Regions from separate parts of the Homo sapiens genome. Here region 2 is linked to region 1. Evidence: chromatin contacts called from ENCODE Hi-C or POLR2A ChIA-PET data. All regions are on one chromosome and are shown on one strand. The core of a region is the stretch at or near the end of the contact, and the rest is flanking DNA. Distances in the headings are between cores, read along the strand shown.

What was found. A loop is a pair of places that touch in the nucleus more often than their neighbours do. ChIA-PET counts read pairs that join two places held with the same protein, here RNA polymerase II (POLR2A). Pooled maps may share reads with other maps.
Region 2: a loop to region 1 is called in a map of ascending aorta, with 4 times the contacts of the local background. The contact joins the promoter of PDK3 here to the enhancer-like site in region 1. A Hi-C loop is called at or near these places in 8 of 168 maps with a recorded cell type or tissue (B cell, CD4-positive, alpha-beta T cell, HepG2 and 5 more) and 15 of 50 pooled maps. POLR2A ChIA-PET finds 5 or more read pairs at or near these places in 6 of 52 experiments (CD4-positive, alpha-beta T cell, RWPE1, WTC11 and 3 more).

What each region holds. Positions count from the first base shown.
Region 1 is chrX:24,421,142-24,427,971 of GRCh38, reverse strand. No RefSeq gene overlaps it. Among named protein-coding and RNA genes, the nearest start is that of PDK3, 41 kb to the left of the region's middle. Within about 2 kb of position 2,856, at least 6 of the 41 ENCODE cell types and tissues checked have a DNase peak (open chromatin) inside an H3K27ac peak, as active enhancers do; they include ascending aorta, where a contact is called at or near this core.
Region 2 is chrX:24,461,957-24,468,786 of GRCh38, reverse strand. It overlaps PDK3 (pyruvate dehydrogenase kinase 3), which reads right to left and starts at 3,501. Exons shown (of 11, transcript NM_005391.5): 1 at 3,226-3,501. The coding sequence starts at 3,331. RefSeq lists a silencer at 3,441-3,760.

The sequences.
Region 1 (6,830 bases), core at 1,607-4,106:
AGGCTGTTGCCAACACAGGCTTCTTCTCTGTGCCCCCCTTCCTGGAGGCTGTGCCTGGTTAACAGCAGAAGGAAGGCCTCAGTGCTCGAGCAGCTTCTTCTGGTTTGACCTGTTATCTGTTCTCAGTGGATGTGGTTCAGGACAGTAGAAAACATGGCCTAGGCTGCTATTACAGCAGAAGGGCCTGGAGCCTTCAAAGCATTTCTATAAACAAAAAATGATCTAGTTTTATACTTGTTGAACATGTTCCCTGGGCAAGGAACAAAGATCAAATGCAGTTAGTCACTCTTGAAGGGAAACTGGTGGTTTGTGTTCCAAGAGGACTTTGTCTCCTCCTCTTTTCCTCCTCCTCTCCTCTCCCCACATCCTCTCTTGAGATGAACTATTTTGTCCTAAGCAATTTTCCAAGTCCAAAGAATGATTGCAGAGTTTGTAACATGCAGTTCATGGCATTAAAACACTTAGCAGAGGAAGCAATAACAAATCCAATGCCACCTTGCCCCTTCCATGCGGTTTTGTAATAAAAGATCAAACTGCAGAGCTGTGAAAGGGCTGGGACAACAGCTCTGCACACATCTGCATCCTTTGGTGGCTTGAGGGTGGGGGACAGCACACCCTTCTGGGTATCAAAAGGCATTGGAACGGGCAGCGCTGGGGCCTCTCCTCTCTGTTTGATCACCTGGAACTAGGGCTGCACCTACGACTCCTTAATGTGGATTTTTAAAGGCAACCCGTCCTCCAGGAGCATGCAGCCCCGTGCTGGGACCCACAGCTTGGCAAGGGGAACATGGGCTGGATTTCAGCTCCCACTCATTCCCTCTGCCAGGTGCCTGTGTACAGGGCACAGCCCACACATTGCGCATGGGGACTCTGTCCAGGACTAGAGGAAACTCCTTCCACCCCTGGCCTGTCATAGGCCACCCACCTCAAGTCCAGGGCTACAGTTCACTTTTTTTTTTTCTCTGAGATGGAGTCTCTCTCTGTCACCCAGGCTGAAGTGCAGTGGCACGGTCTCGGCTCACTGAAACCTCTGCCTTCCGGGCTCAAGTGCCTCGGCCTCCTGAGTAGCTGGGATTACAGGACTCTAATGGAGGGCCACAGGCAGTGGAAAATGAGGCAGACAGTGAGGCTGGCCCCTGAACTGGATAGTGCTGTTAACAGGATCTGGGTCCAGAATACTGCAGACATCAGACATGTGTTAACTGGGTTTGCTGCCGGCAAGCCACCATCCTTGGGAAGGAGTTGTGTGGGCAAATCAGGAAGTTGCCCTCTCAGCAGATGTCTCCAGGATGGCTGCCCTCAGGTGTAATCTGGGGATCAGGAAACCACTGCTGGAATCCTTGGCTTCAGAATCATCCCAGACCTGTTGCAACCTGTATCTGCAAAATAGAAACCACCTACCATGCCTCTTTCCCCCACTTAAATGAGTTCTAACATTTGTCTAACATGACCACATCTGATTGGTGTAACTTAAATTACACAGCTGCAAGGGAGTCTGGGAAATGTAGTTTTTCTATTTCTGTACTATACATAAAGGCACACTGGAAAGAGATCGAAATAGATGTGGAAGAGTCATTTCCATCATGGTTCCTCTGTTTGAAAACCTTCAGTGACTCTCCTAAATGGTGCTGTTGAAGGGAAGCAGGGCCTGGGTCTAAGATACAGCACACACTAACAGTGATTTCCAAACTGTGGTCTATAGATCCCTGGGGAGACAAGATGTTCTTGAATCTCCTTGTATTTCATTTTCTGTGGACTGAAAAAAACATCATGATTTCCATATGTGTTTATTTTTGAAACATGGAAATAATTGGGATTCAAAAAATTATCTCTCTCTCTCTCCCTTTCTCTCCCGCCAAATCACTTGAAAGCCTTCTTTACTTCTTTACAAGCACTCTGTTTCTCACCCACAAACCCCTCTCCTCTGCCTAGAATGTAAATGTCATCTCCCTCCTCACTTGCTAATTCCCATTCATCAGGTAAGACTCGTTTCAGGCCACCACCTCCCCTGGCCTGAGGGGTGATTCTCTCTGACTACCTCAGGCTGGGATAGAGAATTCTCATCTGTTTTCTTGTAATATCCTGGGAAGTTATACTAATAAGAATAAAATAAAAGCTAACTTTTTCCAGCTTACTCTTTGCCAGGCCCCACAAAGTATGTACTCTTACTAACTCATTTTATAGATGGGAACACTGGGACATAGAGAGGTTCCATAACCTGCCCAAGGTCACCTGCTAGTCAGTGGTGGCTGCAACTCAATCCTAGGCAGCAGTCTGGCTTCAGAGTCTATGCTCTTGATGGATAGTCTTGTCTCCTCTCATCCTATTATTGCGCTGCTCACCCTGCCACCATCTCTCTCTCAATCTCTCTCTCTTTCTTTCTCTATCTCTCTCTCTCCTCTCCACTTCACTCTCTCTCTCTCTCCATCCATCTAATCTATATCTCAATCTGTGTGCCTGTCATCTCCATGAATAACCATTGGTTTTCTATGATATTAAAATGGGAGGGGGGAAGTCAACATTTTCCCTCCCTTCCCACCACGTTGGAAATTCTAGGACCGGGGCCCAAATTGTTTGATCCTTCCTTCTCTCATCCTCCACTGTCTGTTAACAGAGGAACTATTTTCTCTTTCGGCAAAGAGTACCAGACTAAATTACAGAGTAGGCTACAAAATTACTACCCTCAGCTCCCTTCTTTGCCTGTTTTCTCTAAAATAGGTTATTCCTGTTGGTTGTATAAATATAAGACAGAAGCCACCACTGCTTTGCAATCACGTGGGGAAGTGTATCATCCGCTCCAAGCTCTGTGGAGCAGACCTCCTGGCCGGGATCCACTGAGCATGCCTCAGGAAAAGATGACGTTGCTGGGAACTCCAGCCCACACATCAGCATTCTCATGTGAACACTTAGTAGAGTGAAATTGGAAATAGTTTGACAACTTTGCGAGACTCAGAAGGTGTTTCCAAATCTGTGCCTTTGCCTTCGTTGTTTATTACCCTGTCTGTCTAACACGGATGACACTTGCCCGTGTTTCATGTGCCTCAGCACCTTGGAGGCTCGACTGAAACTCACCAACAGCCTTACCAGGTGACCTAGCTGGTCATTCCCTCTACTGGGTGTCAGCCACACTCCTCGTACACTGCGGAAGTGCCAATTTACCCCAGACTCATCTCTTCTTGCCTTGCTTAATCTCCTTTCTTTTCCTTTTGTGCTTTAAGTGTCTGATTTCTGATTAGCCCATTTATTTGGCCTCATAAGCCAGGCAGTTCCTTTTCCTTCTTGAAGGTAACTTACAAAAGAAATTTTCTTTAATCACCTTTCAAGTATGCTGTCTGGGCTCCTGTTTAGGAAGGTCCTCCCTGCCCATGAAGTGTCCTTCCAAAGGCTTGTGTCCTCTGCAGGAAACAATTCAGATGGGTCAGGCGTGATGGCCTTGTAAACCTCTCTTGTGCAATTTACACATCTGAAACCATCATTTCTTTCAGCAAGCACACTATTTCATCAAAGCACATCATCTGTAGTAGAGGTAGAAAGCTCATCAAATATGCTTAAGGAGTGACTTTTGTAACTCACTATTGTTTTAAAACATCTTAATTCCTGTTCTGGTTAAAGGACCCAGTATATCTACAGCCATCTTAGAGACTGTCAGTTCAATCTATGAAGAGAGTGGGATGTTGTCAAAACAGTGTTGCACAAACCCTCTAAAGAAAGTGAAACAAAAAAAAATGTTGGTGCAAGTTACAAAAATATTATGGAGTCAATGAGACGTGGCAGTTAATCCTCAGCTAATGTTGACACAGAGCAGCACACCCACAAATGCCAAAGAGTTGAGAGCAGTGGTTCTCAGCCTTGGCTGCAGATTGGAATCACTTGGGTGTTTTGTTTTTTTTTAATCTCCATGTCCAAGCCATACTCCAGTCCAATTAAATCAGAATCTCTGGGGGTGGGCCCCAGGCATCATTACATTTCAAGGTCCCCAGCGATTCCAACATATAGCCAAGTTTGAAATCTATTAGTTTAGAATACCTGGCCCTTGCTCACAACTGCTTAGGCAGGTAGGTGTGTGGGGCTGGGGAAAGGGCAACACATGCCTGGTCAGGCCAATCAGACTGACCAGGGAAGCTATATTAATGATAAGAAACTTCCCAGCATGCCTCTTTCCCAACCTGCCTGCTGCCCACTCAGCTATTGAAGCTACACAAAAGGTAGAGTTGACGCTCAGGTGAGAGTTAAGGTTACCAGATACCAGAGAGCTGAAAGTAGGAGGGTCAAGGCACAGAGAGTAGATAGACACCAGTGCACATGCAGTGGCACTCTGTGATGTCCTTACTGGCCCTGCTACAAAGTGGTATGTTGGGTTTGCCAATTTGATGTATTAAATTGATAACCAGTTGAAATGATATTCCAACAATAGCAATTGATACAATGATATTCAATTGAAAAAGAAAAAAGACCCGGTGGGCAGGGTGTACAAAGGGGGCTTCTTCTGAAGTTCTGGTCATGTTGTTTCTTCAGCTGAGTGCTGGTTACACAGGTGGGCTCAGTTTGTGAAAATGTGTCTACCTGTACACTTATGATATGTGCACTTTTATCTATACATGTTCTGCATTAGTAAAAAGTTAAAAAGGAAGATAAACCCTACATTGATCATTGAAAAAAGGTCATAGATGCTGTCAAAAATTTACCCACAAGCTTGTTTATAGGAGTGGGATTGATAGCCCCATGTTAGAAACCATCCAGCCGGGCGCAGTGGCTCACGCCTGTAATCCCAGCACTTTGGGAGGCCGAGGCGGGCGAATCACGAGTTCGGGAGATCAAGACCATCCTGGCTAACATGGTGAAACCCCATCTCTACTAAAAACACAAAAAAATAGCCAGGTGTGGTGGCAGGCGCCTGTAGTCCCAGCTACTCGGGGGGCTGAGGCAGGAGAATGGCGTGAACCCGGGAGGCGGAGCTTGCAGTGAGCTGAGATTGCGCCACTGCACTCCAGCCTGGGCGACAGAGCCAGATTCCGTCTCAAAAAAAAAAAAAAAAAAGAAACCATCCAAATAAAAAGCACTTGGTTAAATAAATTAAGGTTCTGCCATACAATGGAATACTATGTAGCTATTACAATTCTACACTGTATAAATGTGATTCACCATGTAAGCAGCACTAAAAACAAAAACTACATGATCATCTCATAGATGCAGAAAAGGCTTTAGATAAAATTCAACACTGCTTCATGTTAAAAACTCTCAATAAACATACCTCAAAATAGTAAGAGCCACCTATGACAAACCCATAGCCAACATCATACTAAATGGGCAAAAGCTGGAAACATTCCCCTTGAAAACTGGCACAAGACAAGGATGCCCTCTCTCACCATTCCTATTCAACATAGTATTAGAAGTCCTGGCCAGAGCAATCGGGCAAGAGAAAGAAATAAAAGGCATCTAAATAGGAAGAGAGGAAGTCAAATTATCCCTGTTTGAAGATGACATGATTCTATACCTAGAAAACCCGTAGTCTCTCCCCACAAGCTCCTTGATCTGATAAACAACTTCGGCAAAGTTTCAGGATACAAAATCAATGTACAAAAATCAGTAGCATTTCTATGTACCAACAGCATCCAAGCTGAGAGCCAAATCAAGAATGCAATCTCATTCACAATAGCCACAAAAAGAATAAAATACCTAGGAGTACAGCTAACTAGGGAGGTAAAAGATCTCTACAAGGAGAACTACAAAACACTGCTGAATGAGATCAGAGATGACTCAAACAAATAAGAAAACATTCCATGCTCATGGATAGAAATAATCAATATTGTTAAAATGACCATACCAGCCAAAGTAATTTACAGATTCAATGCTATTACTGTCAAACTACCAATGACATTCTTCACAGAATTTGAAAAAAAAATGTTTTTAAATTCATATGAGGCCATGCGCGGTGGCTCATGCCTGTAATCCCAGCACTTTGGGAGGGCAAGGTGGGTGGATCACGATGTCAGGAGATTGAGACCATTCTGGCTAACATGGTGAAACCCCCTCTCTACTAAAAAATACAAAAAATTAGCCAGGCATGGTGGCGGGCACCTGTAGTCCCAGCTACTCAGGAGGCTGAGGCAGGAGAATGGCATTAACCCGGAAGGTGTAGCTTGTAGCAAGCCGAGATTGTGCCACTGCACTCCAGCCTGGGCGACAGAGCGAGACTCCGTCTCAAAAAAAAAAAAAATTCATATGAAACCAAAAAAGAGCCCTAACAGTCAAGGCAATCCTAAGCAAAAAGAACAAAGCTATAGGCATCCCATTACCTGACTTCAAGCTATACTGCAAGGCTACAGTAAACAAAGCATGGTACTGTTCAGACACATAGACCAATGGAACAAAATAGAGAGTGCAGAAATAATGCTGCACACCTACAACCATCTGATCTTCCACAAAATCAACAAAAACAAGCAATGGGGAAAGAATTCCCTATTCAATAAATTGTGCTAGAATAACTGGCTAGCCATATGCAGAAGATTGAAACTGGATCCCTACTGATATGGTTTGGCTGTGTCCCCACCCAAATCTCATCTTGAATTCCCACATGTTGTAGGAGGGACCCAGTGGGAGGTAATTGAATCACGGGGGCAGGTCTTTCCCATGCTGTTCTCGTGATAGTGAGTAAGTCTCACAAGATCTGATGGTTTTGAAAAACGGAAGTCTCCCTGCACATGCTCTCTCTTTTTGCCTGCTGCCATCCATGTAAGACGTGACTTGCTTCTCCTTGTAAGTCCAATTAAACCTCTTTCTTTTGTAAATTGCCCAGTCTCAGGTATGTCTTTATCAGCAGTTTGAAAATG
Region 2 (6,830 bases), core at 2,252-4,751, 40 kb before region 1:
CACTTGTTATTCTTGCTATATTTGCTAACTGTGTGGCAGGCTATATTTCAAGTCAAGATGGAGTTCAAGAAACTTTCATTATTTTAAAAAGCATAGAGAAAAATACTGCACATAGATGAAAGGGGGCCAGCAGATCAGACAGAAGATCATCTGATTAATGGTGCTTAACCCTGGATATGCTTTAGAATGACAGGGGGATCTCCTAAAAATACCAGTGCTCTGCTCTCCACCCCCAGCACCCCCAGACCATTTACAACAAAAATTCAGAGTATGAGGCCCTGGCCTGAAAACCACTCAAGTAAACACTTCCAAACAGTGATTCAACAGAAGTCCAGGGGACATTTTGCTCCCCCAGGGGACATTTGGCAATGACTGGAGACATGTTTGGTTGTCACGACTTGGAGTGGGAGGTGCTCATGGCATCTAGTGGGTAGAGGCCAGGGATGTAGCTCAACTTCCCACAGTGCACAAGACAGCTCCTACCAAAATTACCTGGCCTGAAATGGCAAGAGTGCTGAGGCTCAGGAACCCCTGCTTTAAAATAAAAGCACAGCTTCTGAAGTAACAACAAGTTTTAGCCTCCACTTTTGAACATAGCAAATAATCTCCTTATTTACTGATGTGCAGTACATCCACATAAGAAAGCCTATTTATCAAGGTTGTAACAAATTGTGTATATCCTGTGTATCTCCTTTCTCTGGTCCCTGTCTAGTTACTCTAGTCAAAATGTACGTCCCATTTGTAAAGTACCCATGGAGAAAGGCATCAAGTTCATAAACTAGCAGCCTGTGGGCCAACTTGATCCATCCATCTATTTTGTTTATGCCAAAGTTCTCTTGAAATATACTGAATTGGTGCCAATCAGCTGCCCCTTTGGAGCTAGCTATATACCAGGAATTTATCACGGTCCTCAACTCGTTGGCTTCATTCACTTATCCACTGCCCACTACCTGGTGCTTTAAGTGCCTGAGTTGGCCCTCTCCTGCAGTTTTCTCTAATCATACAGGGGCATGAAGCCTCTTCACTCCTCCTCTCTCCTCACCTTAAAAATATCCCACACCCATTCTGAATTCTCCAACTCCCACATCAATTGCCAAAATAGAACTGCTATCAAGAGACAGAACTAAGAGAAAAGTAGAAGTAGAGATGGCCTTTTTGCAACAACTCCCGTCTTTTAGTTGTCCTGTCATTAAAGATAGGCTGATTAGCACCTGATTCATCTCTGGGTGTTACAAACTAGCCTTGTCACTTCTAGCAAATTCCACTACAACTATATCTAGCACTTCTGTGCGCTTCCTTATAAGGAAAACCTTAAATTATTATGCTTCTCTCATGACCTTAGTGAATCCCTCCACCCCTCCCAAAATAGGTCAGAAGACTTTTATAGGAAATATCTATCAAAAGATTTGGTAGTTTTCTTTTAGAAAGTTCATGCCTCTTCCTTTGAAATCACAATCGTATAGTGGTGAGCTGTGCTTTTAAAGATCGCCTGATACAATCTACTCATTTTATTAATGAGGAAAATGAACCCCAAGTGAGGTTTGGTCACTTAGTCAAGGCCACATTCTGAGCTAGTGGCAGAGCCAGAATTAGAACATTTGTTTCCAGATACTGGCCTCACAGGTTTTCCATGATAACACTATCCTCCACTGTGGTTTTCCTACTCACATAACATCCTTACCAAAATACCTATTAACACGGGTAGACACTAGCTGCTATGGAAATCAACTAACCAAAATTTTGGCTGGCTATTGGAGCTATCACTTAAACTTTGAGGGTGGAAAGAACTGGGAGTTTCTGGATTCCTTTTGTTCCTTTTATTGTGAATTATCCTGTTTCAGTTTACACTAATGAAAGGCTGATACCTTCAGAATCTTCCCTAAACCATAAAGATGGAAAACTTGCCTATATTTATAGCAATAGCAACATTTTCTAAACTCTAAAGTCAGAAACTGCCTCAAACCTCTACAATTCTCGAGATAGTAAGTAAAACTACCAATAGCTTTTGGGAGTGAAGTTTGAAGATGCAGAAATCAACGTGTCATTGAACTTTGACTTTCATCATCATTCTCTGGCAAATTGGCTTCTAAAATTTTAATTTGGTCTCAACTTTAACCTATTCCTCTCTTCCTATCCTAGCTTTTAAAAAAAAAAAAGTATGGACATCACTTTTTGCATATCAGGTCTTCCTCAAATGTTCTACCTACTCTGCACTTTAGTTTTTATGCCCAACTGACACTATCACTGACACCCTTGACATTTACATAAAATTCATTAAATGAACAGACACCCTACGATTTCCCCTGGAGAGCTTAGAACATCTTTGCTGCTGGATTTGATTTTCCTCCAGGGATGCTGAGTTCCATTCTGATACCTCAATGCATGCGTTTTACTTTTAGGTGTTTCACAACCAGCTCCTTCGTTTTCTGGGGAAACATGATTCAGTTAACAGAAGGTGGTGGAATCTATTCCCATCTCAGCTAGGCCTGAGGCAGGCTGGGAACCCGAATCTTCTTTGGTCCCACCTCAATCCGTGAAAGCCGCCCACCAGCCCACCGGACAGGGAGAATGTGGGTGGGACACCAATGGAGAAGAGAAACGAAAGGTGCTGGCACTAAAGCCAGAGTTGTATTAGACCCTGCTCTGATGCTAGGATCCCAGACGTCCGCTCTTCCCAAGCATCTAAGGCGTCTGCAGGCCAGGCCTCTAACTGATTTAACATAACCTGATGAAGACAACAGTTCGAGTCCTGCCACTCCAGCCACACAGCAACACCTTAGAGCAGAAAAGGAACAAAATGCCATTGCATAATTTATTCAACCTCAAGGTATTTCTAAACAGTTCTTACCCAACCAAAAAAAAAAAATTCTAAAAATAAAAACATTAAAAAGCCACCCACATCTCGTTCTGAAGTTTTAAGGGCTGTGAGGTTTGTGTCAAGCAGATTTGAAGCTAACGACCGCAGGTTTGGGGAGTCTCGCCTGCGATGAGGGTCCTGCAATGAGACGCCGTTTCTGTGTCTCCGGGTAAGTCCCAGGCTGGGTGCGAGGGGGCCAGGCCCTGCCCCTCCGCGCCCCGAAATCCGAGCCCCAGGAGAGCCCCCCGGATATTCCCTAGCCCCGCCTGCGGTTCCCACAGACTTTACCCCGAAGCTGCGGAGATCCGGGGTGGCAGCCCGAATGGCGGCGGCCCCGGGCCCATGGGGACCCTTGGCCCCGTACTCACCGAAGTCCAGGAATTGTTTGATGGAGAGCGGCGACGGCGAAAAGCGCGAGTAGCGCTCGATCTGCTTGGGCACCGGCTGCTTCAGCAGCCACCGGAACAGCCGCATCCTCGCCCGGGCGGCGCACAGACCCGCCTAGACGCCCGGGTGGCCGCAAGGGCTGGCGCAGCCAAGCCGCACGGATAGGGCACGTTTGCGAAGCGCGCACCCCGGCCTCGATCTCGGCCTCGGCGCCGCCGGTGCAGCCGCCGCAGCAGCAGCAGCAGCTCCAGGACAGCGGCGGGCCGCCCGCGGCTTCCCTAGGCTCCGCCTCGCTGGGCGGAGTCGGTTGCTGCACGTACGCGGCGCGCGAGGGGAGGCGAGGAGCGCGAGGGGCACGCGGCCGCGCGCGCCCTCCACTGATTGGCCGCCGCTGCCTCTGTGACGTTTGTGTTTTGTCCGGGCGCGGCGCCAGAGACCCCCCTCCCTGGCTCATGGGACTCAGCCCAGCCCAGCAAGTGCAGCCGCTTTCAGCTCCGCCTCTGGCTGGGTTCTCCGCTGCCGAAAGGTAGCCGAGGTGCCCGCGGACCGGGAAGAGGCCAGGAGCCCGGAATCCGATCCTCCGCGCTGCTCAAGACCCTTCTCAACCGCAGGCGCCTTTTCCGGGAGGAGGACTTGCCGTTCGCTGCATCCTGACACTTAGATTTTACAGCCTAACTAGACTGACTCTGTTTCGTGGCCCAGCCCCACCCCCACCTCCCTGCCTGACTCCCAAGAGAACACCTTTGGAACACCTTTGGACTGGATTGTTAGTTCGCTGATTCTCTTTTTCGTGGTTCCTTTCCCCTCCTTCCCGCACAAGATTAAGTGACTGATTGCATTTCATGTCCCCCCACCACCACCGTTGGACGGGATCCATTGTGAGGTCAAGGGTCAATAACACCCCCTACCTCCCCAATGCCAGTGGACAGGATAATTGCAAGGTCACTGACTCTGTTTCATACCCCCCCACCCCACTACTACCATTGGAAAGGATCAAATGTAAGGTCACTGGCACTTTCTTTCATACCCCTTCTCTACACCACCACCATAGGACAGCCCCCTTCACGCTTCACCACCACTTTTGGACAGGAGTCTATGCTTACACAGTGTTGGGTATTCTTTATCTCAAGTGAACTTGAGAGCCTGGCATGGTGACATGCACCTATAGTCCCAACGACCCTGCAGGCGGAGGTGGGAGGATCACGTGAGCCCAAAAGTTCAAGATCTGCCTAGGCAACATACCCAGACCCCCCTCTCAAAAAAAAAAAAAAGTGAACTTGAACTCAGGGCTCAGTATATGAAATTGTTATTTCCTATTATGAGTGAATAAAGTACAGCTTACTTTAGCCATTTCCACCAAACCTTGGCTTTTTTTTTTTTTTTGGCAATATGTAAACATAAACATATGTAACTAAAAGGACAGGAAGAATGTTCTTTAAGGAAAGGTACAAATGTGACTGGAAGCCACTCCTTGGGTCTCTGATTGGACTAGTTTTCTCACTGAATGAGATTATTGGTGGGTAGCTATTTAGCTTTTGTGCCTTCAGTGGACGTTTATGCAGCCAATTCTTTGCTTAATAAAATAGTTGCATCTCTACTCTGAATGTAAAGAAAAGTAACATACACAGTAAAAGACCTCGGCCAGGTGCGGTGGCTCACGCCTGTAATCCCAGCACTTTGGGAGGCCGAGGCGGGCGGATCACGAGGTCAGGAAACCGAGACCATCCTGGCTAACGTGGTGAAACCCCAGCTCTACTAAAAGTACGAAAAATTAGCCGGGCGTGGTGGCGGGCCCCTGTAGCCCCAGCTACTCAGGAGGCTGGGGCAGGAGAATGGCATGAACCTGGGAGGCGGAGCTTGCAGTGAGCCGAGATCGTGCCACTGCACTCCAGCCTGGGCGACAGAGCAAGACTCCATCTCAAAAAAAAAGACATCCAGTGGTCTTCTAGACTTTTGGATTTTCAAGAACATCTTGGTCATCTTCATCTTGGTAGAAGTATGTAGACTACCATGTCTTTTCCATTCAAATTAAATCAAAGCATTAAAAAAGACATACTAACAACTTATTTAACCAGGAGCTTTACCAGAAGAGCTAAGTAATCCAGTTGGTGTGCATGGGCAGACAAAGAGAAGACCAGTGGCCTGTGGTTCCTAAAGTGACTTTCAGGTGCTACCTGGAAGTGGAGCGATAATTGGTGGCAGTTGTCAGTGAGCAGGAAGAAGCTGGATGTTTGTGGAGAGGGAGATTTTCTCAGCCTAAGCAACAAAGCGCTGATCTTTCTGAGCTTGCAAATCGCTTGTTTCACTTCTTCCTTTTCCACTGCACAAAATGCTACTTAAAATCCATTCTGTTGATTTGATTATTTAAACTTTCATGTGCCTAATTTTATTTCTGCTTTTCCAAAAGGTGACAAAGTCCTAGAAGTTGGGAACAATATGAAAGAGCCCTATATAATGTAAAATGTGCTTAGACAAGGCTAAGGTCACCTAGCCTGTCTGCGTCACGCTTATTTTTATGTCAGATTAAGATACCTGATTTATCTCCCTGGCATTTGTGACAGTCAAATGAAATAAACCACATGTAATATAAATACAAGGTACTGTACCTCCTGTGTACAGCAATGCATATATTTTTACCTAATACTTTCATGATAACTTGCAGAGGCCAGAAGTGACACCAGTGTGTTGATAAATAGATCTTGATGAACTTTTTTCAACTCCTTGTACACACCAAGGTCTAGTGCAGACCCCACTCCCAGTGGCTTTCAAAAGTGAAATCCCTGGACCTGCGGCAGCAGCATCACCTGAGAACTTGTTAGAAATGCAAACTCCTGGGGCGTCTAATCCTAGCACTTTGGGAGGCAGAGTCGGGCAGGTTGCTTGAGCTCAGGAGTTGGAGACCAGCCTGGGCAACATGGCAAAACTCCGTCTCTACTAAAAATACAAAAATATTAGCAGGGCAAGGTGGTGCGCTCCTATAGTCCCAGTTACTTGGGGGGCTGAGATGGGCGGATAGCTTGAGCTCAGGAAGTGGAGGCTGCAGTGAGCCAAGATTGCACCACAGCACACCAGCCTGGGTGACAAAGTGAGACCCAGTCTCAAAAAAAAAAAAAAAAAAAAAAAAGAGGCCGGGCGCGGTGGCTCACGCGTGTAATCCCAGCACTTTGGGAGTCTGAGGTGGGTGGATCACGAGGTCAGGAGATCGAGACCAGCCTGGCTAACATGGTGAAACCGCATCTCTACTAAAAATACAAAAATTAGCTGGGCGTAGTGGCGCACACCTGTAATTCCAGCTACTCGGGAGGCTGAGGCAGGAGAATCACTTGAACCTGGGAGGCGGGGGTTGCAGTGAGCTGAGATTGCGCCATTGCACTCCAGCCTGGGCCACAGAGCAAGACTCTGTCTCAAAAAAAAAAAAGATTAGGCCAGGTGCGGTAGCTCTTGCCTGTAATCCCAGCACTTTGGGAGGCTGAGGCGGGTGGATCACCTGAGGTCGGGAGTTGGAGACCAGCCTGACCAAAATGGAGAAACCCCATCTCTACTAAAAATACAAAATTAGCAGGGCATAGTGACACATGCCTGTAAT